Linked DNA regions of Homo sapiens: regions 2, 3, 4 and 5 are each linked to region 1. The links are chromatin loops, found by intact Hi-C in ENCODE. Cell type or tissue: Caco-2. All regions are shown on one strand. Each heading gives the region's core, and the rest is flanking DNA. Links, peaks and the distances in the headings are about the cores only. Region 1 holds the start of ZC3H12C (zinc finger CCCH-type containing 12C). Region 2 has its middle 110 kb from the start of ZC3H12C. Region 3 has its middle 76 kb from the start of ZC3H12C. Region 4 has its middle 100 kb from the start of RDX. Region 5 overlaps ZC3H12C (zinc finger CCCH-type containing 12C).

What was found. Hi-C counts contacts between places; a loop is a spot of excess contacts. Peaks named below come from ENCODE experiments on the same cell type or tissue, not always from the same donor. Only the 100,000 strongest peaks of a DNase experiment are listed, where the experiment ranks them.
Region 2: it touches region 1 in a loop (4-fold over the local background); 8 of 110 quality-filtered maps call a loop at or near these places.
Region 3: a loop joins it to region 1, with 2.3 times the contacts of the local background. A loop is called at or near these places in 12 of 110 quality-filtered maps.
Region 4: it touches region 1 in a loop (7-fold over the local background); 9 of 110 quality-filtered maps call a loop at or near these places.
Region 5: it touches region 1 in a loop (2.5-fold over the local background); 9 of 110 quality-filtered maps call a loop at or near these places.

The regions. Positions count from the first base shown.
Region 1 is chr11:110,089,995-110,096,209 of GRCh38, forward strand. ZC3H12C (zinc finger CCCH-type containing 12C) reads left to right here and starts at 3,398. Exons shown (of 6, transcript NM_033390.2): 1 at 3,398-3,438. The coding sequence starts at 3,418. RefSeq lists silencers at 2,608-2,667, 2,968-3,227, 3,288-3,757. In Caco-2, for the core only: no CTCF peak of the experiment used is centred there; DNase peaks (open chromatin) are centred at 2,807, 3,227 and 3,767; H3K4me3 peaks cover 2,581 bases.
Region 2 is chr11:109,978,512-109,984,726 of GRCh38, forward strand. It overlaps the pseudogene RPSAP50. Among named protein-coding and RNA genes, the nearest start is that of ZC3H12C, 110 kb to the right of the region's middle. In Caco-2, for the core only: no CTCF peak of the experiment used is centred there; a DNase peak (open chromatin) is centred at 2,720.
Region 3 is chr11:110,014,475-110,020,689 of GRCh38, forward strand. No RefSeq gene overlaps it. Among named protein-coding and RNA genes, the nearest start is that of ZC3H12C, 76 kb to the right of the region's middle. In Caco-2, for the core only: no CTCF peak of the experiment used is centred there; no DNase peak of the experiment used is centred there.
Region 4 is chr11:110,193,365-110,199,579 of GRCh38, forward strand. It overlaps a transcript of RDX not described here. Among named protein-coding and RNA genes, the nearest start is that of RDX, 100 kb to the right of the region's middle. In Caco-2, for the core only: no CTCF peak of the experiment used is centred there; a DNase peak (open chromatin) is centred at 3,297.
Region 5 is chr11:110,171,612-110,177,826 of GRCh38, forward strand. ZC3H12C (zinc finger CCCH-type containing 12C) reads left to right here. Exons shown (of 6, transcript NM_033390.2): 6 at 1-230. It also overlaps a transcript of RDX not described here. Among named protein-coding and RNA genes, the nearest start is that of ZC3H12C, 81 kb to the left of the region's middle. RefSeq lists an enhancer at 1,871-2,786. In Caco-2, for the core only: a CTCF peak has its summit at 2,708 (motif pointing right); a DNase peak (open chromatin) is centred at 2,740.

The DNA of each region.
Region 1 (6,215 bases), core at 1,078-5,077:
CCTTCCAGATTCCCTACTAGTACACAGACTACATGGAGCCAAATTCTCTCTTTCTCTCTCTTGCTCTCTCACTCTGTGCATGAGTGAGAGTGTATTCCTTGCTTGTTTTGCAAATCTCTGTAATTTTGTCCTACTTTTCCTTTCCAGCTGTTTGTTATCCTGTTCCCCAAATTTCCCTGGCACTCTTCGTATATGTTATCAATTCTATGAATATGTTCTTCCTTATCCTCTCCACTTATCAAAATACTACTCATTCATCACAATCCAGCTCAAATCTCCCCTTTTTGAAACCCCGACTCATCTTCTATGTAAGTGTTCCTAACCACCCCAACCTAAAGTGATTTCTCTGTCTTCTGATACCTCATGGCATTTATTACCTATACTCACATTTGACACCTATAAATTATCTTCTCTTCTTAGTTTTCTTTTAATTTTTCATGTGTTTTTATTTCTCCAAATAAATAGTAAAGTAATAAGGGCAGTTACTGTATCTTATTCACATAATGGGTCCTGATTCTAGAGTCAAATTGACTGCATTTTAGCCCCTGCACTGTTATTTACTGACTATAATCTTGGTCTTAGTTGTCTCGTCTGTGAAATGGAAATAGTGATAGGTGTTTCCTTATAGGGGTTTTGTGGGCATTATATGAGACAACGCATGCAAAGTGCTTAGAATAGTATCTGGAACATGGTAAGCATTCATTAAATGTTAGTTATTATAACTATTACTCATCTCTTTTACCTTGATTTTTAACCAAGCTTAATCAATGGAGTTCAGCTGAGTCAACTGTGGGATACAAGGTAAGAGGTAGACTGTGTGGGCAGTATACTGCGGAGTGGAGGAACTTCCTGGCATCACTAAAGCCGTGCCATAGATGCTGTCACTTATCGTCAAACAGCCAGTCTCGTTCTAAGTCCCTGCTAAGTCCCTTAGAGATCCTAAGATTGAGGGCCTCTAACTCTGCTCCAGAGACCTCCAAGGTTTTGGCACAGTGTAAAGGGGCTGCTTTCCCAGCCCCTACTTTCCTGCCAATAAAAATCTGACCCGGCTGCAGACAGCAGGCTACCAATCTTCCTAAGGGTCTTCAGGGTGGTATGAAAAAATGTGGACCTGGCCGGGCACAGTGGCTCACGCCTGTAATCCCAGCACTTTGAGAGGCCAAGGAAGATGGATCACTTGAGGCCAGGAGTTTGAGACCAGCCTGGGCACATGGGGAAAACTTGTCTCTACTAAAAATACAAAAACTAGCCAGATGTGGTGACACACACCTGTAATCCCAGCTACTGGGGAGGCTGAGGCAGGAGAATCGCTTGAACCCAGGAGGCGGAGGTTGCAGTGAGCTGAGGTCGCACCACTGCACTCCAGCCTGGGCGACAGGGTCAGACTCTATATAAAAAAAAAGTGTGCACCACAGAACCAGAGAAGGCAGCCTACCTGCCTACCTGCAATTTTATTTAATCGGCTTCATGACTGGCCTACTGACGTGGAAAACAGGCTCAGTAAGACACTCTCCTTTCATCTCACAGGCAGAGTCAGGATGCTCATGTGCACCAGCCAGTAGGATACTCTCAGCTGGGACCCCAACATCAACAGCTAAAGAGCAACTGATGCTGGCCAAAAAGATGGGGACATCTGTGCTGCTCAACTGAGCCATAAAGGCCTACATTTGGTAGAGAATATTAAACTGAAAATTATCAAGTTTGAACCCCAATAAGCATCATGAATATCACTACCATTAGGCAGTCCAAGCAAATTCAACAGATCCAGGCTTAAACCATATATATGCCCTACTGAAAACAACTCAGAGGCAAAACTAATTTTATGAAAGGTAAAAAGTTGATCAAAGGCATGAATCGTGGTCCAGTGAAACAAATGCGTCCTTTAGATGTAACAGACCTGAATACCTCACATTCAAGCTGTGTAACTGCAGGTAAATTTTCTAACCTCGATTTTCTGATGGATAAAGGGGTTTCTAATACCCAGCTCACATGGCTGTGGTGACAAACGGGACAGTGGATTTAAAGCAGGCTATTTGGCCCGTGGCATATGGTAGGGGCACAACCCATTCAGTGTCCCTCCCTCTCACTCCAGAAGCAGACTCATCCTGCCCTAGGCTGCTCGTAATGATTCCAAGGACAGGCGAATAAGGTTATTTGAACATTTCTGAAACATTGACTTAGTTTGTGCTGGGTGTTGTACGATTCACAGAAGTAGAAAGGCTCTCTGCTCCCGGTGCTTTTCAGCCTGCGATTCAGGCGCCCACCTCTGTGCAAAGGGCTGTTTCCTTCCGATCTCCTGAAAGAGATCTGGATGTATCTTGGGTTCAACCTCGATTTTGACACGATTGCCATTTCCATCAAAGCCAATTTCCTTGCTGAAAGAAGTCCTATCCCTGGGTGAAATCCCAACAGCTTCATTTGTTTAAATTCTTTTATTGGCCTTGCTAATGCAGGGTGTGGTTTTTCCTCATCACGGAATATTGATAAGTAAACAACTACGGGGAACCTGCCCTAAGAAGGCGGCCCGTCGATCTCCTTGACTGCCCGGGACATGATCAGTGTTACTGCTGGGTGGAGAAGGTGTCGCCGAGCGGAAAGGCGCCGTCCTGCACCAGGTCGGGGGAGAGGCGCGGGGAGGTCGGGACCGCTGGGTTGGGCCGGGGCAGGGAATAGGCGCGAGGGGAGGCGGCGCGGGAACCTCGGGCAGCCCCAGCGGCTGGGTCGAGCCCGACAGGTTCCAGCAGCTCCCCTCACCCCTCTCCACGCCTCTCGGGTTTTCCCCTTGGCTCAGGGTTTCCTGTTTCAGTTCTCGGCGTTCTCCAGCAGCAGGTGCTGGTTTGCCAACCTCGGCTCCAGAGGCGGCGACGGAGGAGAAGGAAAAGAGGGAAGGGGAGGAGGAAGCGGCGCGGCTGCGGTGGCTGCGGGCGGGCGGGCGGGCGAGGAGCGCGGAGCGAGGTGGCGGAGCCGGGTTCGCTCTCGCCCGCGGAGCAGCGGCACGGACGAAGGGCAGGGCCGAGCCGAGCCCAGCGCTCGGGCGCGCCCGAGCCGGGGCCCTGGCGTGCGGCCAGCTGTCCGGGCGGGAGGCATGAGGGAGCCTCGCGCTCGCCCCGCGCCCTAGCGGCGGCCGCGGCAGCCCAGGGCTGAGGCGAGAGGCGGCCGCCTGCCGGAGGGCCCCGGGGCTGCCCCAGCTCCAGGGCATGTAGTGATGGCTGCGGAGAAGAGAATGCAAGTAGGTTGAGCAACAGATTCGAGTGCGCGCGCGTTGGGGCTGTGAGTTGTGCAACCCAGGGAGGGGGCGCCGGGGCTGCGGCCCGCGGAGAGGGCGCGCGGGCGGGCGCGGCTTGGCGCGGGAGGGCCGCGGTGGCCGCTTCTCCGCGGGCCCCGCCGCCCGCTCGCCGCTTTCTCGCGGGGCTGGCTATGCCGGGTGGCGGCTCCCAGGTTTGTCCTCGGGAAGGGGGTGGGGGACGCGGACCGCGGCGAGAGTGGTCCTGGGGTAGCCGGTCGTGGGGAGGGCCGCGGGGCCGCGCCCGGGCGCCAGGCGGAGGGCGCCGGGGCCGCAGCGACCTCGCCGTGTGATCTCCAGGCCCAGGCGGGTCGGGCTCCGGAGGTCGAGTCACCGAGCTCCGGTCGCTCAGGTGGGGCCGAGCGGAAAGCCCAGCGCATCCTCCCCTCGGGCAACGCCGTCCCCGCCGGGATTTCGGGCGAGGTGAGGCCGGGCTTCCCGGCCCCGCGGCCTAAGGCACCGGTCCCCGCCCGCCCGGGGGCATAGATCGCGAACATGGAGGCGGGCTCGGGCGCCGCGGATGGAAACGGACACACTGCGCTGCCCCAGCGGCTCAGACTCGCGCGCGCTCGTGGGGCGAGACATCTCTTGGCATCTCGGATCCAGCCCTGGCCATTCGCTTAACTATCCATCCCTCCATCCAGATCGCCAGCAACCCCAGGCCGAGCGTCACGAAAGCCCCTCACTCCCCCCTCGTCCCTCCTTCACCCCCAGGCTCCAGTCCAGATCCCTTTTACACGCTGCGTTCATTTTAGCTCGGCTGTTCACATTTTTAACTCCGTATTAAGAAGTGTTACAAATATAACTTGGAGAAATGAATCCCGCATTTCTTCCCTAAGCTGTCTCATTTCAAGTCCTTAAAAACAGCCCTAACATCCAAGTACTGATTACTCTGTCTGGGGTTCTTGCCATTTGGTTATCCGTTAACAATCTCGGTTTGTGTTCGGTGTTTTGTGATAAAGAGATGAAAGACGAATCCAGATTTAGGAAAAGTTTTCCTATTGGTTGACAAGACTGTATTGGAGTATCCCAGGCCCATCAGGCGCTTATTGATTCAGACTTTTTTTAAACCATTTTAGAATAGATGCAGAGATAATTGGAGCTAAGTATTGTATGTTTAGGAATTTGGCAACGTTGTTCAGTTTTTCACTTGTTACGTGCTTGAGTTTTTCCACTTTTAAAATGCATATTATAAACGGAAAACGAGATAAACCTCAAACACAATTTTTGACTTTTCAAGAACCACAAGAAGTCATAAATACAGTGTGTTATAAATGTTTTTGTCTTAATGGACTTAGGATTTAGAGGGTATGACTTCCATTCATTTAATCACATGTACAATTAATTTTAGTAGCAGTTTCTTAAGTTTAGGGTTCTCTGTGTTTGACTACATGATAGCTTCATCAAACATTGGTAAAATTAATCTTAGTGTGATAAGCCCAGGAAGATGCCTATTTCGGACTTGACCCCCTGTTCACCTGTTTTCTTCAACAATTTGGCATGCTTATTTCCAGTTACCTAAATCTGTCTACTGGATGGTACCATAAAAATAGAATGGCCTGTTGACTATGTACCCATAGTTCAAAATGTTTTAATATTTTTACATGAAAGAGTCTATCTTACTTTCAAAGTAAGTTACAAGATTCTACTTCTAGTATTTGGTCACCATAAAAGTACTTAAACATTATAACCAAAGTAAAATGAACTTTTAAATAAACAACAACAAAGTGACTGGCATTTTTTAGCCTTTATTTAATAAGGGAAGTCTAACGGAACTATTTTAGTATAATGGGAAATATTAAAGGATAGGAAACAGAAACTTGGAATGTTTCTATACTGATGAGAGTTTTTATTAGTCACTTCCTTTTACTAAATTTTTGTTTTAATGACCAGACTATATAAAAATACCCTATTTTATATTATGGGCTTCTCTGGAGCTAGGTTTTCATGGGTTACCAACGTCTGCAAAATCGGATCCCAAGTTGTTAATAGAAATTTTATGTTTAAAACATTTTTCTCATTCTACAACTAGGTCTTCATTCTAGCAGACCACAGTGGTTGCTACATTAATTTTAATTACTATCACAGACGTAAAAATGTTGCTGTTATAACTTCTTAGTGTGTTTCATTGTTTTTGTACATAAATTTAGAATTCTTTAATTCTGATTTGATAGCATTTTTAAAGAAACAAACAAGGTATTAAGTAGGGAATGTTTTTATCTTTTTACTGTTGGAACGTAGAATAACACTAATCTGCAGTTATTGCTCATTTGAAACTGGTATGCTTCTGTTCTCTCTGCAAATAATTACTTATTATCACTCTAGCTGCTGTGTAAGGCCCCCGACCTCTAAAAGGATAGATTATGAACGAACATAATGCTATGTGGAAAGTACTAAGTTCCGTGAAAAAAGAAGTGAGAAATTCAGGTACTGGGGAGTGCCTCAAAGGTAGGATTTGAGTAGGTAGAGCTGGTTGGGAGTCATTTCCAAATGAGTCAGTGAACCCTGGAAGGAAAGCAGGGAGTGGGCGGTCCAGTATGTGGCGCATGGGGCAGATGATAGGAGTAGTGAGTGGGTAAGTTGGCAAATAGAGTTTTGGAGTATAGTTTTTATTAGAGCAATATTAAGTAAATAAGATGGTCAGTGAATAATGAAAATTAATTCAATCAGGATTCCAAATTTAAGCCTAAAATATTGAGATTCCGGAGTTTGATCGTAAATCTACCAAATGTTCTAAAAAAGCTTCTTGTGTTTTAAGTGCTAATATGCCTCATGGACCTGCAGCATATGAAATCTCATGACTTTACAAAGTGAAAATGTGTGAAGATTCAACAAAACACATGTTATAATCTCTGCTGCTGTTTTGCAATTAATAGTTCAGAGAAAGGATGATCAATCAAGAATGTGATTTTTTAAGAAAGATCTATTTCAC
Region 2 (6,215 bases), core at 1,137-5,136, 110 kb before region 1:
TTGCAGAAGTACAGAGAGCCCAGATTGTAGAAGGCCTTGTAGACTTCAGTAAGGACTGGGGTATTTATTGTAAGGACAATGAGAAACCACTGACAGATTTCAAAACAGCCATGATTCCCTAAACATTTAATCATTAAAAGATCAGTTTGGTTATATTATGGAGACTCAATGAGAAAGAGTAGATATAAAGCAGATCAGTTAGAAAGTTATTCCAGGAGTCCTGTTGGGATGTGGTGCCGTGTTGGTGGTAATAAAAATAAAGACAATTTCACAGATTTAATAAGTGCATGGGAAGTCAAATTGATATGGTTATTGTGGTTACTGATCAGACTTCAATAAACCAAAAGGCCGTGGTGCCAAGGGCCATCCCTAGAGCCAGCCTGTAGCATTCATGCCCCAGCCTGCTCTGACTACAAAGCTGATGCTCTATAAAAATCCAGTCTTCTTCCAGCTCCCTCAATCCATGCCTGGGCCAAGCTCCAGATTCACAGGCCTTGTGCTCTACATTTGCATGTGTGTATACTAGACTAAAGCAACTGCCACCTATAACTTCAATCCTATGTGAAATTGTGCTGAGTTCCAAAACAATCAACTTCTGGAAAGTGACCTCTTTAAAAGTTAAATAGCCCAGCACAGTGACTCATGCCTGTAATTCCAGCACTTTCAGAGGCTGAGGCGGGTGGATTCCTTGAGGTCAGGAGTTCAACACCAGCCTGGCCAACATGGCGAAACCCCATCTCTACTAAAAAGATAAAGATAAAAAATTAGCCAGGTGTGGTGGTGCACACCTGTAATCTCAGCTACTCAGGAGCCTGAAGCAGGAGAATTACTTGAATCCAGGAGATGGAGGTTTCAATGAGCTGAGATCGTGCCACTACATTCCAGCCTGGGTGACAGAGCAAGACTACGTCTCAAAAAAAAAAAAAATGATAAATATTCCTTCCCCTTTGTTTACTGTCTGAGAGTCTCAGATTTAGAGCCCCAATCTGTCTTCTCAATTATAAATTCTGATAAAGTCTGAACCCCTAAAATTAATCTTTCTATATCTCATTTCCCTTATGAGAGCAAGCCACATTAACACAATTTGGTCACACTGACCTAATAAAGGTCTTTTTGCCCATCAGTGAAAATCTGAGACATAGCGTTGATGTCATACCTACATTGAAACACTGACTTCTCTGCTTAAGATATATTTACAATTTAGGACATCCTGGGTCCCCCAGGGAAAATGAAGTAAATTAACGTCAAATATTTGTGTACTTCATTACCATCTTCATGAAAATGTAGTAAACTTTCACAATCTGCTTATTTCCCTTAGGAAGTGGGAAATTCAGGATTACAAATGCTTATCAAAGAAAGACTATAGCCTACCCAAATAAAAGGAAATACTAGGTCAAAAATATAAGTAGCACATAATTCGACACAATGCCTAAATGAGCATCATCTTCTGAAGCACAATAATTGTTTGGAAATTTTTCTTCAGCTAAGAACTCTTTTTTCAACCTAGGGGTGACTAAATGCAGGTTGGGGCAATACAATATTTACTTATTCCATTCAGTAAACAAGTGAAAATGTGAACCAAAATTAAGAAAATATAATTGTATGGTTCTGTATAGTGACCCATGCTTTCTACCTATCCTCAGACCCACTTTCCTTATTATGGAGTCCTTTATTAGGTATGGGTCAGATACACACTGTGGATAAAAGGGAGACACCATGAGGTCCAGCAGGAAATAGACTTGGCAGATTTGGGACAGGAAACCTGGCCCTATCAATACTTCTGAGGTAGAGGAAAGAGCTCCCTTTCCTCTCCCAAGGCACTAGGACCCTAGGGAGATGGAAACCCTAGGCACCTAAGAAACATGGACGGAAAGAAGGCAGGTAGACCTAACCCTTCACCCTAGGTGTTCTTCAGTGGTACTGCAGAGGCAGTGTTTAGTGGGATGGAGGCCTGTCCAAGGCATCCTGATGATAGCTGGCTAGTGAGAAGAAATGTTGGGACATAAGAAAGGGATGTCTCATTTTCATGGAAGAATTGAGGATTTTATACCTTATTCACTATAAGCCTAACTGGAACTACCCCTGGCTTGGTGAAGATAGGAGTGAAGTGGATGACAGAGGCAGCCCCCAATCATTCCAAGGCAAAAAAAAAAAAAGTTGATAAGAATTCCATTACTACTGTATTTCTCAGGATTATTACAACAAACAATCTTGGGATTTAGAATTGATGTTGGGAAAGGTTTATATTAAATATAGAAACTACATAGTGACGAAGGAATCAGCAGGCAAAACTTATCACTTCTCTGAATACTGTTCCTTATATAGAGTTTTCTTCGTAAACCCTTAGTGTATTATAATCAGTAACCATAGCAGCATATGGATTTGAATATATGCTTTTAAATTCCATATAATTGGCAAAATGTGCAGTTGAATTGTTGCTTGGTGTGATTTCTTTTTCTGCTCAGCAGGGATAAGTGGGTGTCAAGTTGGACTACTCTATAAAACAGAACTGAAATGTTTTTCCCACAAGGTCATGGGGAAGAAAACTGAGCAAAGAAGTTGACTTATATTCGAGAGATATGGGTCTAATATTTAATCAAGCATCTCTACCACAGGCACTTTACCTAGGCTAAATAACTTAATCCTCCTGAAGCCACCTGAGGCATGCTTATTACTTTAAAGATAAAGAATCAGGCTTAGGAATTTAAGTAGCTGACCAAAGGTCACACAGCCAGCACATGGCAAAAGCAGGATGTGTTTGTATATTTCACATGGGCATTTCAGATTCCAAATTGTGTGCATTTTCCTAGGACATCCTAGTTACTATCTGGGCCATTTTCCAAATGAAAGGACCAATAATTAGTTTCTTTTCTCCTTTTACAGATGAGAAAACTGTACCTCATAGTGGTTAGCTGTCTTCTCAGTCACATAATTATTGTGCCACAAAACTCAAGCCCAGGACTTCTAAGTCCCTTTCCAGGACTCTTACCATTATGAGATGACTGTGACATTCTAAGTCCAGTTTACCATTGTTTAAATAAGCCATTTATAACTTCTGTTGACCATATACTATTTAACCTAGGTGATATCTAGGATCACCCTGTCTCCTAAAATCTAGACAAGACTATTTCTGGTCTCCAGCACACCCGATATTGAAAGTCCAATTCCCTCTGCAAGATTTCCATGTATTTCTCCAGGGCTTATGTTCTCCTGAGTGCCTCTTGCTTCAGCTAATTTCTTGTTCTGCACTTTGGCACCTTGCAACTTTTTCTTTATTCCCACTGGGTTCTTGAACTGGTATTCCGCTATCTTCCTTGGTTTTACACACAAACACAAAAAATCATTCACACAAAGACTTTGGGTAGCAGGTTTTATAGAAAGTTTAGAGAAGTTAGGAAATATACAGAGTTTGCACAGTTGACCCATAAACAATAAGATCTGAATAACAGTCAACCTAGTTCTATAGTCTCTCTGCTGATTTCTCACATTGCTCAGCCATTCTCTCTCCTATATGACCTCTGCCCCCATCAGCAATTTTGTTTTAAATGAAAAATCATTCTACCTTCCATTTGTTCTGCCCTAAGACTTCTCAATCCTATCATGGGGATAGGATTTTTCATTCCCAAATGCTCCATCAAGATGTATTCTAGATTCCTGTAGCTTAAAGGGAAACTTTTACAATGTCCAAAGCCCTTGATGTCCTGCAACTGAAGGAGAAGGATGTCCTTAAATTCCTTGCAGCAGGAACTCATTTAGGTGGCACCAACCTTGATTTCCAGAGGAAAAGTGACAGCATCTACATCATCAGTCTGAAGAGGATCTGGGAGAAGCTTCTGCTGACAGCTCATCTATTGTTGCCATTGAAAACACTGCTGATGTCAGTGTCATGTCCTCCAGGAATCCTGGCCAGTGGGTTGTGCTCAAATTTGCTACTGCCACTGGAGCAAATCCTATTGCTAGCTGCTTTACTCCTGGAACCTTCACTAACCCAATCCAGGCAGCCTTCCAGGAGCCGTGTTTTTTGGTGGTTACTGATCCCAGGGCTAACCACCAGCTTTTCACAGAGACATCTTATGGTAACCTGCCTACCATTGCTCTGTGTTCCACAGATTCTCCTCTGTGCTCTGTGGGCATCTCCATCCCATGCAACAATAAGGGAGTTCACTCAGTGGGTCTGATGTGGTGGAGACTGGCCCAGGAAGTTCTGCACACAAGTGGCACCATCTCCTGTGAACACTCATCAAGGTCATGCCTGATTTCTACTTCCATGGAGATCCTGAAGAGATTGAAAAGGAAGAACAGGCTGCTGCTGAAAAGACTGTGACCAAGGAGGAATTTCAGAGTGAATGGACTACCCTAGCTCCTGACTCCACTGCTACTCAACCAGAGGTTGCAGACTGGTCTGAAGGCAAGCAGGTGCCCCTGTGGCCATTCAGCAGGTTTCGACTGAAAACTACAGCATTCAACCTGCTATGGAAGAATGGTCTGCAGCTCCCCTGACTCAGGCCACTGAAGGGGTAGGAACCACCACCAAGTGATTTTAAGTTGTTCTTCCATGGGCTCTTAAGCAAGATGGAAATAAGATTGATGGTAAATAAACATCCATTTTTTTAATTTTTTAAAAAAAGATATTTTCAAGCCCATTCCTCCCCAAAGCAAATTCTACTATGAACTATTTTAAAAAGAAAGGAGATTTTTTTCTTTTTTTACCACCCACCAACTATATCACATGTTCTGAGAAGTACACAGGGAGAAAATCTGTCCTAAAACAGTAAGTAGCTAACCTAATAAGAAAATAAATGCACAGAACTCAACGTCTCTTGGGCCTCACCAGCCTATAAAAACAGTGAGGTCACATAACATTTACCCATATGGTCTCTTCAGCAAGCCCGCCTAACCCCAGGAACCCCAGCAAGGACAATCTAAGAGAAATTCAGCCAATCCAACTATGAAAACTATATAACTTACAATTAGAGGGGGGAAAAGATGTCTGAAGGCTGAAGAACGGAGTTAATAGGATGACCATGGGTTAACAAAATGGCTCACCTTAGGTTCAAGGCGGCTGTTTAGATTTCTGAACTTGAGCCACCAGGATTCAATGATATAGCTTCTAAATGTCTGTTTGTTTGTTTGTTTGTTTGTTTGTTTGTTTGAATCTATTTTAGTTTTGCCATTAAAAAAATAAACTAGGGTTATCTGGGGTTTCCATTTCTGACCAAATTGAAAGTATTAATATTCAGAAAGCAACTGACCATGGAAATTGGTTTTTCATGTTACTTATGATTTTGTTACAAGGATGAGAAAAACTAGTAAAGTCTGTGAAAAAGTAGTTTTGCCAACCAATTTTTAAACGATGAAGCTACCAAGGATTCTCTATCCCTTGTTCACAATTTCAAAATCCAAAGAGCTCTGAAACTCTTGAGTTTTTAATTCAAAAAGTTCTGGCAATGTCATCTGGTAGCAGAACCTGAACTGAACACGTATGAGGCTGCTTGTGGTCTTTATTCATCCCACTTCATGAGAGGAGTTCTGTGTTTCCTGTAGAAACATGAAAATGTTTGATCACAGGGTGTTCCTCCAACTACACTGAAGGAAGTGTGTAAAATATGCAATGCAGAGTTTACCCTTCAAAAGTCTTGAGTTCCAATCCATCTTGAATTCCAATCCACATTTGGCTCCAAAGGTTTCAGAGAAAGGATTATGGATCTACATTGGCATCTGCTAGAGGTAAGTGAAGGCAAAGGGAGGAGAAGCCAAGGGAAATGGGGGAAGCTCTTATGGTTCCAAGGGCCCCATTTTCAGAAGCACAAATTAGAACATGTGATCTGTCAAAGGGAGAGAACATCAGATATGGGACTGTGTTGTAGACATGTAGAGTCTAGTGGAAGTTATGGCAAGTGAGAATATTTAGGAAACCCTGCTAAGTCCTCCAGTCAAAGCCAGATTTACCTACTGGGACCTACTGCCCAGCCACTCACCACTCCCTACAATGTAAGGGATAAGGCTAGAACTATAAGAGCACAGACATTCTTGGTGGAAGTTTTCCAAGCCTCTCCTTTCTCTCCTTTTATTAAAAAAAAAAAATCTGATCATTTTAGTTATTTAAAGTTCCTTCAGTGCTAATTTGATTTAGGAAAAACAAAGATTATTTTAAAAAGAAAAAAAGAGATGAGAGTAAATAAGGCCCTACCGAAGTAGTTCTTTAACTTGGCTCA
Region 3 (6,215 bases), core at 1,517-5,516, 75 kb before region 1:
CCCCACACAAATCCAAAACCCATCAGGATAGACATTAAATCTTAAAGCTCCAAAACAATCTTTGACTACATGTCCTGCATCTTGGCACACTGATGCAAGGAGGGGGCTCCCAAGGCCTTGAGTGGCTCTGCCCTTGCAGCTTTTCCAGGCTGAGTTTGCAAACTGCCAGGGGTCTACTATTCTGGGGTCTTAGAAATTTCTTCTGCTAGATACCCTAGCTCATCAGTCTTAAGTTCTACCTTCCACAAGCCAAAGGACATGGAAACAATGCAGCAAATTCTTTGTTAGGGCATAACAAGAGTGACCTTTACACCAGTTCCCAGTAAATTTCTCATTTCCATCTGAGACTTCATTAGCCCATATTTTTATCAGCATTCAACTCACAATCACTAATTTAACAAGTCTGTAAAAAGTTCCAAACCTTCCCTCAACTTCCTGTATTCATCTGAGCCATCCAAACTCTTCCAACATCTACCCATTACCCAGTTCCAAAGCCACTTCCACATTTTCAAATATCTTTATAGCAACATCTCACTCTCAGTACCAATTTTCTGTGTTAGTCCATTTATGTTGCTATAAAGGTATACTTGAGGCAGGGTAAAGAAAAGAGCTTTATTTGGCTCACAGTTCTGCAAGCTGTACAAGCATGGCACCTGCATCTTCATCTAGTGAGGGCTTCAGGAAGCTTGCAGTCATGGTGGAAGGCAAAGGGGAGCCAGCGTGTCACATGGCAAAAAAGGGAGCAAGAGAGGAGGTGCCAGGCTCTTTTAAACAACCAGATCTCACATGAACTCAGAGTGAGAATTCACTCATTACTGCAAGGACAGCACCAAGCCATTCATGAGGGATCCACCCCCATGACCAAAACAGCCCCCACCAAGCCCCTCGTCCAACATTGGGGATCACATTTTAATATGAGATTTTTGAGGAGACACACATCCGAATCATATCAAGGTACATCTACCATATATTTTCCATTTTTGGTGAGCACATACCTACCACTCCTAGATAACTTCCTGCAGAGAAATGAAAACATATGTGCATACAAAGATTTGTATATAAATGTTTATAGTGGCTTTATCCACAATAGCCAAAATGCCAATGATCCAAGTGTCCATCACCAAGTAAACAGATAAGCAAGTTATGGCATACTCATACAAAAAAATATTGGGCTGCAATAGAAAGATTAATTTCCATAACATTATGCAAAGCAAAATAAGTCATACTAAAAGAAGAGCATATCCTAAATGATCCCATTTATGAGATGTTAGGAGACAATTCTGGCATTTATGCATGTCTTCTGAGTGAGGGGCATTGACAGCTTTGTTCAGCAAGGTTTGCAAAGCTGCTCCATGGCAGGGATCAGATTTGTTTACATTCTAGCATAATAAAGTTAGTCTTCTCTTCTCTTTCCAGAGATATTCCAGGGTTGTAAAGATAACACTCAATCTGAATCAAAGGACAAATTTGTTTCCTGACCAAGATGATCAAGATAATATCTGTCTCCACAGGGGAGGATGGACAGGTTTGCCAGCAGCCCCTGTATAATATTAGGGATCCTAGCCTCAGTGTTCCTATGTGTCATAGATCCACAATGTGTGCAGTATTAACCTGGGCCCACCTCCACATCACCCCATATGTCTTGAGGATCAAAGAGAATCAGTAAGAACACAAAGCTCAAGTTGCCTACTGTGTTGTAATAAACTGTCTAAATCTGTTTGGGATCATGTCTCCTCACTGGCCAAGACTATGGCAGAAGAGCAAGCTGGACTAGTACCAGAAGTAGTCACTGTTGCCTAGGAGCTGCTTGACTGCTTGATATATGAAACTCTAGAGAAAACCAATCTAATCTATAGTGATTCATAGTAGATTGATGGTTGCTTGGGACTAGGTGTGGGGAGGACTCACTGGAAAGGAGCTGAAGGAAATCTTTTTGGGGTGGTGCTACATTTGTCAAGGCTCACCCTACTATACACTTAAAATGTGTGACTTTTATTATATACAGTATACATCAATAATTTTTTTTTTTGAGACAGAGTCTCGCTCTGTCACGCAGGCTGGAGTGCAGTGGCATGATCTCAGCTCATTGCAACCTCCACCTACCAGGTTCAAGCGATTCTTCTGCCTCAGCCTCCCGCGTAGCTGGGACTACAGGCGCATGCCACCATGCCTGGCTAATTTTTTTGCATTTTTAGTAGAGACAGGTTTTCACCATATTGGGCAGGCTGGTCTTGAACTCCTGGCCTCGTGATCTGCCTGCCTTGGCCTCCCAAAGTGCTGGGATTACAGGCATGAGCCACCACGCCAGGCCAATAAAATTTATTTTTAAAATAAATTTTGGTCTCCATCATATGACTAGTATATGTCTGAGACACTGTGTAAATGATAAAAATAATGCACATGTCCAAGGTAATATTCCATTATGAAAAAAGTATTCGACTAAAGTTAATTTGTCGCCTTGGATAAGTGAGGTAACCTTTCTCTATCCAAATTATTTGGAAAGGTGAAGTGAAGGCTACATACTTCTTAAGTTTTGACTGAGTGAAAAAGCTGAGATTTAACATACCCACACTGAGTTCTTTGAAAAGGGTTTCATTTTAAAATTTTTTGACCAGGTGCAGTGGCTCACACTTATAATCCCAGCACTTTGGGAAGCTGAAGGGAGAGGATTGCTTGAGCCCAGGAGTTCAACAGCAGCCTGGGCAACAAAGCGAGACCCCATTTCACACTCACGAAAGAAAACAATTAGACAGGCACTGTGGTGCGTGCCTGTAGTCCCAGCTACTCAGGAGACTGAGGTAGGAGGATCACCAGGAGTCTGAGGCTGCACTGAGCCATGATTGCACCACAGCACTCCAGCCTGGGTGACAGAGCAAGACCCTGTCTCAAAAAAAAACAAAATTTTTTTTTTCTTTTTTTTGAGACAGAGTTTCACTCTTGTTCCCCAGGCTGGAGTGTAATTGCATGATCTCGGCTCACTGCAGCCTCCGCCTCCCAAGTTCAAGTGATTCTCCTGCCTCAGCCTCCCAAATAGCTGGGATTACAGGAGCCTGCCACCACGCCCGGCTTATTTTTTGTATTTTTAATAGAGATGGGGTTTCACCATATTGGTCAGGCTGATCTCCAACTCCTGACCTCAGGTGATCTATCTGCCTCAGCCTCCCAAAATGCTGGGATTACAGGCACGAGCCATTGCACCCGGCTAAAAAACGAAAATTTTATAGTTGCTGTATATGCTTTGAATTATGAGTTTACTTTCAAATAAAGGTGTTTCTGCTAGAACGTATCTGAAAATCCTCACTTTAAAAAGCTGAAAAAAAATTGGGGACAAACAACTCAAAATCTATGCAATGTTCTAATCTAAGCAACAGCAAAACAGTATCAATCCCAACAGAAAACACTACTCCACTAAAAAGACACTATAATCCTAAAAAATAAAGAAATGCTAAAATACATACAAGAATATCCCCAAAAGGTGAAGTTTTGATGATGAAAGGGGTGAAGGATTGAGCATTCTGTTTTATAAAGAGACAAGGTAAATGTTGACAGGTTGGAAAGAACCACACAATAAGTACTTCTAAGATAGAGCATGTGTCTAAACTAGAGAGGAGTATAACAGGATGCATGGACAATCTGTATAGCTCTGGATTCTCCCACAGTTCACTGTATTCAGCTCTATGAGAGTATTTTGCCTTCATTGCAATCTTGGATACAGGTACTATGTTGGGAAAAACCTACATAATCAATCAAACAATGTGACTTCCATTTTATACTGACACTATTCCCCAATTTACCATTTCAGTGTAAGCAAATTTGATTTACAGAAATATGCACATTAGTAGCAGAATAGACTGTCCTTTTCTTTAATATTTGAGATCCAAAGTCAGTTCCTTAAGAAAATCTTCCCTGACCTCTTGCCCAAGACTTGGGCAGGCCCCACCAGGCACACAACCTCATAGCTGTCTGTACTTTTCGTTTATAATATAACACAGTTTATAGTCTTATGAAATTATTTTCATATTGTCTGACTCCTTCACGGACTCTAAGAGGTATTTTCACTCACTACCATATGCCCAAGCACTGGCATAGTGCCTAGGCACATAGTAGGTGCCCAAGAAATACTGATTAACTGGAAGAATTAATTAATTAAATGTTATTATACCATTAAAGTATCCCCTTAATTGCTGTGCTATGGCTTTTATAAAATTAAAATTTATAATAACATTCTTTTTCCTTTTGCTACTGCTTTCTTTATTTTTAAAATAAGTGACAGAAAGGTTGGTTTGGGGACAGATACATCTGTTGGTGATAGGGACAAAGAACAGTAGGATAAAAGAAGACATGGGAAGAAAGATAATAAGCTTGGTGAATTAAAAAAAAAATTCTCACTGTGGCTACCAGATCTCTGTTAGTATAAAAGGTTATTAAGTGAACTGTTTAAATCAATATAATACCCCCCCTTACTTCACCTATCCAACCTATCTCAAAAAATGAATTTAAAATCTCATTGGAAATAACATTACTATAATTATTTGCTTCTATAAAATTCATTCAGTGATTTGACGTCTCCTTTATTTCCCATTGTAAATGGCCCTACAAGGTAATTTGTCTCACATTGATTAGACAATAATACATACACAACTTTACAATGAGTAGGGGGGAATGGAATCAATCATTCTTTATTTTTCCCCTCCAGAATAGTATGCCATCACCCTTTCCCCAAAATTCTACATATTAATGAGATTGAAATTATCATCAAAATTATAAACTAAGGCCCAGAGAAATTAAATGTTTTCTTGCCCGAGGCCATACAACAAATTTATGGAAGAGCTGGGGTTAGAATTCAGATTGTCTCTCAGTTCAGTGATACTGAGTTTTAGGACTCTTTTCTTCTCTTTGTAGGGATTTCTAAATGTCTTCCTGCTTTTTCTTCTTCTTAAACGAAGGCTTTGCTTTCTGAAAATCTACTATAAATCATGACAGCCATGTAATATCATGACAGATATGGAAATAAAATGCTTTGATTTTGCTATATTGCAGTTTGCCAGTGATTCCATCTGTGTATGAAAGGTGAAACACAGAAAACGCACACACAAATGAGCACACCAAAAAATAGGAATTATACCCAGAAAACCAAAAAGATGTTTTGAGCATATAACTTACAGCAACAACAAACCTAGGGCAAAGTGAGGCTTCTAAATCCAAAATTTTCTACCACTATTATCACCTTGTCAACTAGCGATATGGTTTGACTCTGTGTTCCCACCCAAATCTCACCTTGAATTGCAATAATCCCCACATGTCAAGGACGGGACCCAGCAGGAGGTAATTGAATCATGGGGGTGGTTCCCCCATGCTGTTCTCATAATAGTGAGTGAGTTCTCACGAGATCTTGTGGTTTTATAAGGGGCTTTCTTCATTTTGCTCAGCACTTCTCTTTATTGTTGCCATTTGAAGAAGGACATGTTTGCTTCCCCTCCCATCATGATTGTAAGTTTCCTGAGGCCTCCCCAGGCCTCCAGAACTGTGACTCAATTAAACCTCTTTCCTTTATAAATTATCCAGTCATGGGCAGTTCTTTGCAGCAGCATGAGAACAAACTGATACAACTAGTGATCATTTTTATTGCCCTCAGATGTGCTTAAGGTTTGGCAACGTCTGTGTTTTGCCAGGCATTTGACAAATTGGAACCAAGGAACCACTACCAGTTCAGGTGGGCTCCAATGTAAATTTCCAAATTGAAAGTCCCAAAGTAACATAAACTCAGAACCGCAATTTAAGGGCTCCTCTACCAAGCAAGCTAGATGGAACCTTAGACCCCGAGTAAATTATAACCTTCTTTTCAGAGATGTATGCTCCAATGCATCCTGGCAATATAGTGATGAAAAGCAAAGAATGCATTTTAAAGGAGAGAACTTACTTAGGAGGCATGATGTGTGGTGGTGAAGAGCACAAACCTTGGAGACACAAACTCTGTTTGTATTCAAATTCCAACTCTACTTCCCACTGGCTGCTGTCCTTGGGCAGAAGTTATTTAACATCTCTGAGTTTTAATAATGTCCCCTATTCAAGTGGTGGGTGCACTGAAAGCCCACACTTCACCACTATGCAATGTATGCATGTAACACAACGGCACTTATCCCCTAAACCTATAGAACAAACAAACAAACAAAAAACACAGCTATGAGATGAAGGTATTGATAGCACTTACATCA
Region 4 (6,215 bases), core at 1,220-5,219, 100 kb after region 1:
AGAGACGGGAGAGAGGGTTGGGGGCAGGGGTTGAAAAACCACCCATTGGGTAGTATGCTCACTACCCGGGTGACAGGATCATTCATACCCCAAACCTCAGCATCATGCAATAAATTCATGTAACAAACCTACACATGTACACCCTACATCTAAAATAAATCTTGAAATTACAAAACAAAATAGAATAAACTATTTTCTCCTCTCAACTGCACATTTTTGCCATCTAATGACCTTCCTCTTTAACATGAAAATTATGCTACTCCTTTCCCTCTTCCAAAGAAGACACTCTAAGAACAAAAAGAACCTTAGAAATCATTTAGTCCAAACACCTCATTTTACAGCAGAGGAATCGGAGGCCCTGAGAGTTGGAGTGATGTGTCCAAATTCCAACTACTAATTAGTGGCAGAGCCGCAGCAAATGCCCAGGTTTTAACACCCACAGGCTGAAAACTCTCAATCCTTCACAGCTTCATTAACCAAACTTTTGATTATACAGCATTATCTCTAATTGGGATTCTCTCTTACTGCATTATAAACCGAAGCAATTGGTAATTTGTCCCATACATTTTATAATAACGTCCCTTCATATCACCAGTCCTGGCTAGAAAAACCCATATGTAGAAAAGGTTTTTGCCCAGTGCATTGCACAGGAATTAGCTGTTGAAGGCAGCGGCCCACGCTGTGCCCTCTTTATCTTTTGACCTGGAGCCTCAGGTTCCCTGATATATCTATTAAAAGGTGAGAGTAAGAACAGATGTGGCACAACTCTTCAGAGTTACTTGTTCAATGTTTTAAAGAGCTTGACAGATGATTTCCTCAATTCTCTTCCAGGCTGTATTTTTTAATACACAAAAAGTAATCTTGCAAGAGCTGTTTGCCCCTGCCATAGGGTAACAATAGGCTGGAGTGCAGTGGCGCAATCCTGACACACAGTAACCTCCGCCTTCCGGGTTCAAGCGATTCTCCTGCCTCGGTCTCCCGAGCAGCTGGGACTACAGGCACCTGCCACCACACCCAGCTAATTTATGTATTTTTAGTAGAGACGGGGTTTTGCCATGTTGGCCAGGCTGGTCTGGAACTCCTGACCTCAACTGATCCGCCCACCTCAGCCTCCCAAAGTGCTGGGATTACAGGGGTGAGTCACTGCACCCAGCCGGATATTACAACTTTTCGTTTCTTGCATTCCCAGGTCTTATGACTGAATGATTTTATGCCAACTTCCACTTATAATCAAGGAGAGGACTGAGAAACCATAATTTGATAAGAAACCACAACTATGTGGTTATCCTTTAAGTTATAAAAGTGCCTGATAACCAAAGATTTCACATAAATTACAAGAGACCACTTTGGGAATAAATATTCCTTGATATTAGACAAACAATATTGTATCTGCCTAGTGTCCCCTGTAGGAGGAGGTTGTCTCTAAAATAACTAGACTTAATATCCTTGAAAAACATCAGTGACAGATGGAAAATCCTATGTCATGTTGGCATATTTTGTGGGGTTTTTCAGAAAATCTTTAAGGGGTAACTTCGTGCCCAGCAGATACCTGTCAAATAATCACAGCACAACATGCTCTTGAAGGCTGTAAGAGTGACTTTTTTGGTTGTTTTTTGTTTTGTTTTGTTTTGTTTTGTTTTGTTTGAGACAGGATCTCGCTTTGTCGTCCAGGCTGGAGCGCAGTGGTGCGATCTCAGCTCACTGCAACCTCCACCTCCCGGGTTCAAGCGATTCTCCTGCCTCAGCCTCCCGAGTAGCTGGGATTACAGGCACACACCACCATGCCCAGGGGGGTTTCACCAAGTTGGCCAGGATGGTCTCGCTCTCTTGACCTCGTGACCCATCCACCTCAGCCTCCCAAAGTGCTGGGATTACAGACGTGAGCCACCGTGCCCAGCCAGAGTGACTGTTAATGCAGCTGACTCATGTCACAAACTGTCACCCAATCCTCTAAGCTTCGGTCCTTGGACATTCAAAACACCTCAAAGTGCCAGGACTAGTGCCATCTTATGAATTAATAATGCTGCTTCACATCCCAGCTCTGCCACTGAACTCTCCTCAACCCTCTTTCTCCAAACACTGGCCAGGTCCGAAGTAACTGAAATCAGAGAAGATGGGAACCTGAGATGGGGCAGGCAAGCAATATTCACCGCCTACCACCAGGATGCAGAATCAAGTGCGCAGTAAGGCTCAGGCTGATGTTAGAATATATTTATTGCTACATTTATATACAATTATACAAACAGCCCAGACAGGAAAGAAATGTTGCATCGATTTCTGCAGATTCCACCAACATGTGCACAGAAATGGAGCTGTTCACCACTGAGTTTGCTCTTGGATTGAAGCCAAATATAAGTCACATACATTTTTTGAAAAAGTGGGAAATTCTTGGAAATCCTGTCCATAGATTCTTCCTTACAAGCTAGTCATGCAGAAAAAAGTGGGTTCTCATAAGCTGATGCCTTCCAGCATGTTTGGGGGATAGAGTCCTGAAGATGGGGTGCAGTAGATGCTGGCTTGGGACTGCAGGGTGCTGTGCGAAGTCCCAAGTCCTGGCCCATCTTGCTAAGGTCTGTCTTTAGGAAAGGCAATTGAGAGGGGTCTGGAGAGAAAGAGAATAGCAAGAAAGGGAAATCCAACAGTAAACTGAGAAGAGGAGAGAACCATGAGCCAGGGCCCTGGGTAATGGAATACTGGTCCATCCAGTTCCAGCTGAGATTGCAGACTTTGGGGGATATACACATTCAGAACACCAGGTATGTCCTTATCCTAAAGCTTCCCATAAGTCAGTAGCCAGGGGCCTGCATGAAGACACAGAAAGTGAATAGGAAAGTCAGGCAAGAAAGAAGAAAACTCAACTTGAACACTCGTATTATCAACATTCAGTTGAAAAGGCATGACCCTGAATGTCTTTGCACATTTTGTAAGTTAACATTTAGTCATGGTTAGTTGATGGTTGAGTGATGAAGGGGAATGGAATGCCAGTGAGGAAATGTAATGATGTACAGATTGTATCAAAATAAAGGTGCGTCCACAAACTCTACACTCTGACCTCAGCCTGGTTAGAATTACTTTTGGCCTCAAAAGGAGTCTCACATATAGATTTTGCAATGTTCTGATCCAGAATTATGATGTGGATATAAGATGACGGTATAAACACTCTCTCTTTCATGTCACAGTCACATACACCTTAGTGACGTGAATCCCAAGAGAAATTGTTGAGCAGCCACAGGGCGTGTGTGCTTAGGGAATGAGTTCACCTTATTTACACCAGCTCCGTCTGACCCACCTCAGGCCCCTTCCCAACTCAGGAATCCAGGAGGGAGGACCTGCAGATTGGGTTTACTCTGGCCTCCTCAGCTAAAATCAGCTCAGAGCCTCAGAGAAAGGTCTGAAGGTTGAGAAAAAAGGCCCATGACTCTAAATACACCAGACTGTGCCAGGCTTTGGGGTTGATTAGTAATTTGGGTACAGTCTGGTCCCAAGGCTGTAGGGGTCCTATTCATGTGGAAACCAGTCAGTTCTATCTTGTTCATGGCTTATTTTATTTTTGAGACAGGGTCGCGCTCTGCCACCCAGGCTGGAGTGCAGGGGTGTGATCTTGGCTCACTGCAGCCTCGACCTCCTGGGCTTAAGCAATTCTCCCACCTCAGCCTCCCGAGTAGCTGGGATCACAGGCATGTGCCACTATGCTCAGATAACTTTTTGTATTTTTTGGAGAGCCAGGGTTTTGCCATGTTGCCCAGGCTGGTCTCAAACTCCTGAGTTCATTCAACCCACCTGTCTCAGCCTCCAAATGTGCTGGGATTACAGGCACGAGCCATAGCGCCTGGCCTGTGCATGGCTTTAGATGTCACGTTTAATTCCTTAATGTCACCATAATCCTACAGGCCCCTAGTCACGAGGAAGATAGGATGACAGTGCTGTGGAGAAGCCCTGGGGGCAGTGGGAGACGGACCAGAACATCACTCAAGAGTCCCTGTTCTTTCTCTTGGGTCAATAATTTTATAATCAACTATGGAGAGGCCCAGCAGTTCTTCCAAGGGTGCCAACTATGTGACACCTCAAGCTGGAGGATGTGGCAATCACCAACTCTGTGGATCCCTTCATAAATTCATGTCTAGATAATTCAAAATCTCTTTCTGTCATTTGATCTTGACTTTTCATGCAGAAACTTTCTTTTCCTACTTCTGACGACAATAGCTCAGAGTCAAACTCACTCAAAGGATTTGCTCTAAAAAGAACATTAACAGATGAAAATCAAGGAGGAAAAATCATAAAAGATCAGGTAGATTTTACTTTGGGGAGTTTTACGAGTTGACAAAATGGAAAGAGTTACATGAATGAATTTCTGCACTGGAAGAAATGGCTAAAGATAAATAGCTAAGAAGAGTATTGTTTGCGGCAATCTATGGCACATTAAGAATGTGCTTTAACCCAGGATTTTAGCTCAAATATCAGAAATAAGACCAGCTGGATTCTCAGCTAGACCCGTTTCAAAGAGAGTGAGAGCAAATGATGATGGATGTGTCGTAGCATTTCAAGTGGACTTTGAAACAATGAAAGTGTTTTGGTAGTGTCATGAAATATCAGAGAGAATCTTGCACGACCTTAAACTCATTTCAGGGCAGGCCAAATTCAAGGCCAAAGAAGCAAATTGCTTCTAAAAGTTCCCCACCTTAAATGAACACATGTGACCATTTTTTTGTCACATAAATAAGTCTAAAACATAATATTTCTATAAAGAACATTGGTTCTACATCTTTAAATATTATCTCAAATATATTGACCTTTAGCTAGAAGGAGGTTTAGAGAACTTTGGGAGGCTTAATCAGCAAGTTGGGGGAACTCAAGATTTACAACATAAACAACATTGTTGTGGTTTTATTCACAAATGGGATGAGTCAAATAGTCTCTGCCAAAAAAAAAAAGAATTTAAAAACCTGTTATCATGGTAATCATATTGAAAAATGATTTTTAAATATTACCAAATTCAGGTCAGTACATAATACTATATTAACCTAGCTTATTAACCAATTCTTTAATTCTTCTGCTCCAGGAATCCCCAATCCCTGGGCCGAGGACCAGTACCGGCGTGTGGCCTGTTAGGAACTGGGTGGCATAGCAAAAGCTGAGTGGTGAACAAGCATTATGGCCTGAGCGCCGCCTCTTGTCAGATCAGCAGCAGCATTAGATTCTCAAAGGAGCGAACCCTATTGTGAATTGTGCATGCGAGGGTTCCACGTTGCACGCTCCTTTATGGGAATCTAATGCCTCATGATTTGAGGTGGAACAGTTTCACCCCAAAACCATCCCCTCCACCCCCCAACCCCACTCCCAGCCCATGGAAAATTTGTCTTCCATGAAACCAGTCCTTGGTGCAAAAAGGTTGGGGGCCACTGTTCTACTCAATGTGCATGTACAAAACTTCATTTTTAAGTAAATCTGAATACGTCTTTTTTTTTTTTTTTGAGACGGAGTCTCGCTGTCATCCAGGATGGAGTGCAGTGGTGCCATCTCGGCTCACTGCAACCTGTGCCTCCTGGATTCAAGCAATTCTTCTGCCTTAGCCTCCGAAGTAGCTGGGACTACAGGCATGCACCACCACTCCTAATTTTTTTTGTATTTTTAGTAGAGACGGGGTTTCACCATGTTGGCCAGGCTAGTCTCGAACTCCTGACCTCAGGTGATCCACCTGCCTCCACCTCTGAAAGTGCTGGGATTATAGGCATGAGCTACCGCACCAGGCCTGAATATGGATTTTTTAAAAAGAAGAAAAACCTCCCAGCAGAACAGAAGTGTCATAAGAGAACTTGCACCATAATACTTTCATTCTCAATGCTAGAGAGGGCTCTTTCTAAAGGTAAGAGAATCCCCTAAAGTAGGAGGTCCAATCAGCTCACCAAGATTACAGGTAAAACATCATTTTAATAAATTCTAGCTCACCTCAAAATTATTAAATTGGAGGATGATGTTCTTGATTGGCAAAGAGCCCAAGAGATGCAAACTATTGGGAAAGAACCTGGAAGGGATGGAATCAGAGGCTGTAAAGATAGAGGTTGCTCTTGGTCAGTTCCTTTGACTTGAAATCCACAGGTCCTGTGGATGAACAGGTTCAGATTTTATGAGGTCCCACCAGCATCCTGGCAGTGGAAGGTGTGGCAGGTCTAGTGGGCAGGTGAGCTGGCCCTGGCCACGGCTGCCAGTTGTACTTA
Region 5 (6,215 bases), core at 916-4,915, 81 kb after region 1:
TCGTTTTTCTTATGCTGGTTTGTTTTTCTTTAATGAAGAAATTGATCTCATATGGCATCATAGATGCTAAATAAATAAAAGCATCATACTTCTCTAGTTTGCCTGCATTCAGTGGCTAACATTATGAGCATTGTGTAAGATAAACACATGGTCAGTATCAATGTAAATGTTAGAGCCATGATTAATTCCTATGAAAATTGAAATTAAATGTCAAAGACAACTAGACATAACTTAAGGCATGATGAGAGTGTTTTTTTTTCCTGAACCCGTCATTATAGTGTTGGTTCCCAGTGCTTTTGAAGTATCATCAGGTGTCTGGCTAAGAGTATTGTTGGTAGGGACCTCGTCCAGGGAGTTTGTAAGATAATGCTAGATGGCACGGACATCCTCTTTTCTGATTATGAGGGCTGCCAGTTGATTTAAATTGTATTGAAAAGGCCGGGCGCAGTGGCTCACACCTGTAATCCCAACACTTTGGGAGGCCAAGGCGGGCAGATCACTTGAGGTCAAAAGTTCGAGACCAGCCTGGCCAACATGGTGAAACCCCATCTCTACTAAAAATACAAAAAAAAAAAAAAAAAATTAGCTGGGCTTCATGGCGCACGCCTGTAATCCCAGCTACTCGGGAGGCTGAGGCAGGAGAAGGTTGCAGTGAGCCAAGATTGCGCCACTGCACTCCAGCCTGGGTGACAGAGTGAGACTCCGTCTCAGAAAAAAAATGTATCAAAAAGACTCATTGGTGCAGTGGTGTTTACTAGGATGCACAAAACTTTGAGCCCTGATGTCCATGACACCCTGACAGGTAGTGGGGCACAGAGAATGAGGGTCCACACATCCCTCTTCAAGTTAACTTCTTTAGCTGGCCTGGAATGTACGGGGCCACATAGCCAACAGGAATAAGGATTTTGTTTGTAAAAATAAATTGAATAGATTTGAATGCACAGAAATTGAAATTTTTATCTCTTTAATAGTTGAGGCTGGAAAACTTAGATCATTGTGGGGAAATGCTCTGCTTCTGTGAAATTCCTGCACAGATTGGGAGAGATTGCAGACAGCTGTCAGGTACTCCAGGGCTGTGTTTGACTCTCAGTCCTGCACGTATTACTATGGTAACTATATATATGAGACACACAATATGTAAAATTTGGGCAAATTATTCTCTTTCAGAGTCTTTTTCATACACCGTTGTGAAATGATCAGAATGCCTATCTCACAGGCTTATTGTCACTAGCTACATGGTGGTGATGACCGTGGGCGTAAGGATGACTCAAGGACAGATGCAAACAAATACAATGCGGCATCCACCCTGTTCTTGCTGAAGTAAAACAGCAATCTTCGCTGTATCCCGACTATTCTAGACAGCAGTGTCTTCCTGACCCAATTGTCCTAATAATTTTCTATTAACGAAATACTCTGTTTCCGATGCAGTCACCGTATTGTCATGATCTTCATGATTTAGCATGTGGACGTTCTGTGTCATTGCATGAGAAGCCACTATTTCAGAGAGCGGGTTTCTCCTCTGACATTGCTTTTTGGACCTTTGCTTTTCTTCTTTTTCCCTAAAATTTCCATTTGCATTCTTAAGTATTCTTTTTTTCCCCCACTTGATTACTTTAAGCTGTGTAACTGCAAGCTTATGGATTTAGACCATTTATTTTGGCTCTGCCAGCAGATTTGATTATTGATGTTTGATTGTGGACAGAGGAGTCAGCATATTCAAAATAAGCATTAGGTGTGAGAGTTCCCCAGGTACTTCCACAGGCTGAGCCAAGAATCCAGGAGAATATTCTATTAGGCAACAGTGTTACCTGGGGTAAGGACTTTATTTCTTCTCCACCTATACCATTGGGTAAGAAGAATGGGTTAATACTCATTGATGAATGAAGTGGCATGTGAGAAGGGGAGTTTGGTAAAAAGCAACTATGACAGTGAATTTATTCAAAACAAAACAAAACGCCTGCAGTTGGGCCTCTCATTAGTTAAACATCCTTATTTGTTAGCCTTTGCACCTCCGCCTCTGTTGCTGTTTTAGAGTTAATGGTTTTCATTTTTGTGTTTTTAAAGGATTTTTAAATTTTTTTAACATTTTAAAGGTTTCCCTTTTTAAAGATTTTTAAAATAACCTTTTAAAAAATGTATTCCTCTCTAGGTGCAGTCATCGGCCTTGGGTTAAGAGTACACACCCAGCTCCACACATCATACATGTAGCAGATTGGCAAATTACTAAACAGAGTAATAATTGCCCCCATTTCCTAGGGTTGTTAAGACTAAATGAGTTGAAACAAGTAAAACCCTTTGAACATGCAAATCCATAGTGTGTGTTCAATAAGTGACAGCCATTATTATGTAAATAACTAGGGGTATTTAAATGCGTAGTAATTTTGAGGCTTTCTCAATGGAGCCTTCCCTATCTCTATAGTTATGCTGTGGAAGAGTTTGAATTCTAACAATCAATGTAATTTGATTTATTCACTGGTGAGGTCTATTTCAGGAGTGGTATTTTAACCTTCAAAGAGTTCTTAGAACCCACTTCCTTGCTGCTCCCATCACTCAGCTCTTCTAGGTTTAAGGGTTTTTCCTCTGTATCTGCATTGTAATAGGGAAAGTGGAATAACAAATGATAATTACAAAAAGATTTCAGAATCTCACAGTTAAGCAGTTTACGACGGCGTCACTAACATCCCCTGCACTCCACTTTTACTCCTGAAGGTGGCGCTCCGCAAACCTGTCTGCGTCTCTTCCCCACCGCACACACCCCTGACCGAAGTGAAAAGGAATGTCGGTCCCTTACCGTAAGAACCTACAGAGCCGACCTGGACAGAGCAATGGCTGCTGTGTGGTCTCAGGTGGACGATGTACATTTCTGGGGAGATGTCAGATGACACTGGGCAACTGTTTTTCCCTTAAGCATTCCCTTCTAGTTTACAACTGCCGCTTTCAAAGTTGGAGAGATAAGGCTAGCAGGAAGAATACTCACATCTGAGGGTCCAGTACTATATATTTACATAAATTAAAATCCTATGAAATAAGCATTATCCCTATTTTAGAAATGAGGAAACTGAGACTCCAAAAGCTAAAAGCACTTACTCAAAGACAACCTCGTGATTCAATTCCCACTGTGCATGCTTTCAGAATTCTTTTTCCCACTTCAGTGTGCTGCAAAGCAGTGCTAGGAATGGGCCCTTAGTCACCTTTGGTATGAGTTATTCTACACAAAGTTAGGTCTGAGGAATGAAACCAGTTATGCTATAAATGCACATCCTTGAACATGCTATAACTTTACCTGGGAACAGGGAGAGACTAGGAAAAATATGAACTAGTGCTGTATTTTTACTTCTTCCGTGGACCCACACACCTTCATCACTCTGCTTTCATGTACAAACACCTGCGACAATGATGTCACTTGGATTAGAGGAAAGGTTTCACTGAGATCTTCCTGTCTTGAGGCTTGTGGTGATGGGCTTGGGTTGGGACTCAGGCCAGCTGACCAGGGTTCACTGCTTAAGGCCCCAGAAAAACCCAGGGCCCGCTGCGTCTGATAAGCAACAGTGGTAGCTTCTGTGTCCAAAGGAGGTTATTTCAGAGTCTGGACTCTTGTCTCCACTCTAGCATTCTTTGTAGCCCTGGAGAGTAAAAGGCAGTACATTTATTTCTAATGTTTCCAATCATGCTCAGGGACGTTCTAGGGTGTTTTTAGAGAAGGCCTATTTAGCTTTCAGACTCTTGACAATGCCCACTGCAAACACAACACCTTTTATGCTGAAGCAGCTGCCACTGGCATTTTCCTGGGCTTTGTGTTTTGCACAAATTCACCATGAGATTAAAAATAGGAAAGTTTAATTAGGTAGCCAAACAGATTCCCTTCCTAGTTCCCCAGGAGAACTCAGTGAGGAAGAGAGCACTGAAAGAATGGCAAGTACAATGTTTAAATGCACTTCCTGCTCTTGTCCAGAGGTCTGGGTGGGTGGGTGTCAGTGCACAGAGGGTCCCCCTTCAGCCCCTGGGGTGGGGGTGGGGGCCTGCCAGAGGCGAGGCTTTCTGTCTCAGCCTTCAAAGCCCTCTCCCCACTGCTCTCCACTTTCCAAGGATGTAATTATCATTCATTTGAATAATTCTTTCAAATATGCATGTGAAAAGATTGAGGGAGATGGCAAATACAATTTGGTAACTACATGAAAAGCTATTCAGTAAACTCTGGAGGAGATTTATGGGTTTGCTCTGTATGTTGCCAAATTAAGACAAGGACAAAGCACATTGTGCCATAGTGAATGCAATACACATTAAAACCCTGCAAATTAGACAAGGAGGATTGGAGCAAGATGCCTGTTCTAGTCCAAGCTCAACTTCATTGCCTACATTGAAGGGAGGTGGGAAGCAGTGGGAGAGGCGGGAGTGGGGACTACAGGAGGCCCCTGGGCCAAGGCGGGTGTGGGTGAGGGCGCACCAGCACCAGCCTTTTTTTCTTTTTCTTTTTTTCTTTTTTTTTTTTTCTGAGGCAGAGTCTCGCTCTGTTGCCCAGGCTGGAGTGCAGTGGCGTGACCTCGGCTCACTGTACCCTCTGCCTCCCAGGTTCAAGAAAGTAGCTGGGACCACAGGTGCGCACCACCACACCCAGCCAATTTTTGTATTTTTAGTAGAGACGGGGTTTCACCATGTTGGCCAGGCTAGTCTCAAACTCCTGACCTCAAGTGATCTGCCTGCCTCAGCCTCCTAAGGTACTGGGATTACAGGCATGAGCCACCTTGTCCGGCCTAGCACCAGCTTTTACAAACCCCAGAGCCCATCCAGGCAGTACCCCTCCTGGCTCCTGCCTTCCACATCCCATCATCTCCTGGCTCTGAGTCATCCAAAAGGGTAAGCATTCTCAACTCTGCCTCCTGCTCCCCCCAGCCACGGGGTGCCTGGGGACATTGCCATCACCCTGTCAGCAGTGACTGTAGGCAGATGGGGAAAGAGGAAGATGGCAACTGACTTTAAAAGATCCTTCTCCATCTCTCTCACAACTTAATATACAGACTTGTGATACCGCTTTCCAGATTGGTAGCAGGAAATGCCAAGTGGTGAGAGGGGTGGCGCAGGGAATATTTTAATCAAGGATTACAAGGATTGAGCAACGCCAGGCTCTGGAGGCCTAGCAGGAAGTTAGAGGGGGATTGTCAGGCCACAGCTTGTGCTCCTTGAACTCCTAAGGAGCCGAAGGTGGTGGGTGCGTCCCCTAACTCAGGCCTATTCTGCTGGGCTGTAGTTCATCTGAACAGGTAGCAGTATCACCAGGCCCTTTCGGAGTCCTCTCTGCTGACCTGAAGGAACCAGCGCAACATCGCACAGTCGGCTGGCCTGCAGCCTGCCAAGGGCCAAGCGCACACCACCTCCCCTTCCACCGTGACTGAAGCTTTGCCCAAAAGACCCTCTGAGAGGCTCAGAGTTTCTGGAGCCAAATGCATCTTCCAGAGAAAAGAAACACATTTCCAGAGACATCGGTTCTGTCAAGCTGTAAAGCAAAATGCCTCAGGGCAAAGTAGTAAAAGCCAAGACAAGGAGAGATGCTCATGGAGAAGAATTTCCCACCTCCACCCGGGGACAGGAACGGTGAGACTCCAACCACTCCCTGGCTGAGGCCTGAGGCCGCGACAGTGCGAACTCCTGTGGGAAGTGGTGAGGTGGTGGGGTCCAGACCCAGCTGCTAATCTGGTGCCCCCATTGCTGCACTGCACAACTTTGAGCAGGTCCTTAATCTTGAAGCTCAGCTACTTCCTCTATTGTAAAAGGTGATCTTTTAACCCACCACACAGGGTTGTGGGATGTTCAGCTCCAGCGTCTAGGACATGAGAGGTGTCAAAGACAGAATTCACTTCCCAGCTGGAGGCCTGCACCTTGGCCCCCATTCTTCCCTCTCCCTCCCAGAGGACATATGCAGCCCCCCAAATCCTCCATTCAGCCTCTGAATAGATCTCACTTTCATCACCTTTGCCTCACCTTTGTCCCTCTCCATGGCTCTGGCTGGACCTTGGCCTGGCCTGGGAGCTCTTTTGTGTGTATGTGTGTGTGTTTTTGGTAGAGACGAGGTTTGCCATGTTGGCCAGGCTGGTCTCGAACTCCTGACCTCAGGTGGTCCGCCTGCCTCGGCGTCCCAAAGTGCTGGGATTACAGGCATGAGACACCGCATCCGGCCTGGGAGCTCTTGTTACAGCAAACACTTCCCTATCCAGTCTCCC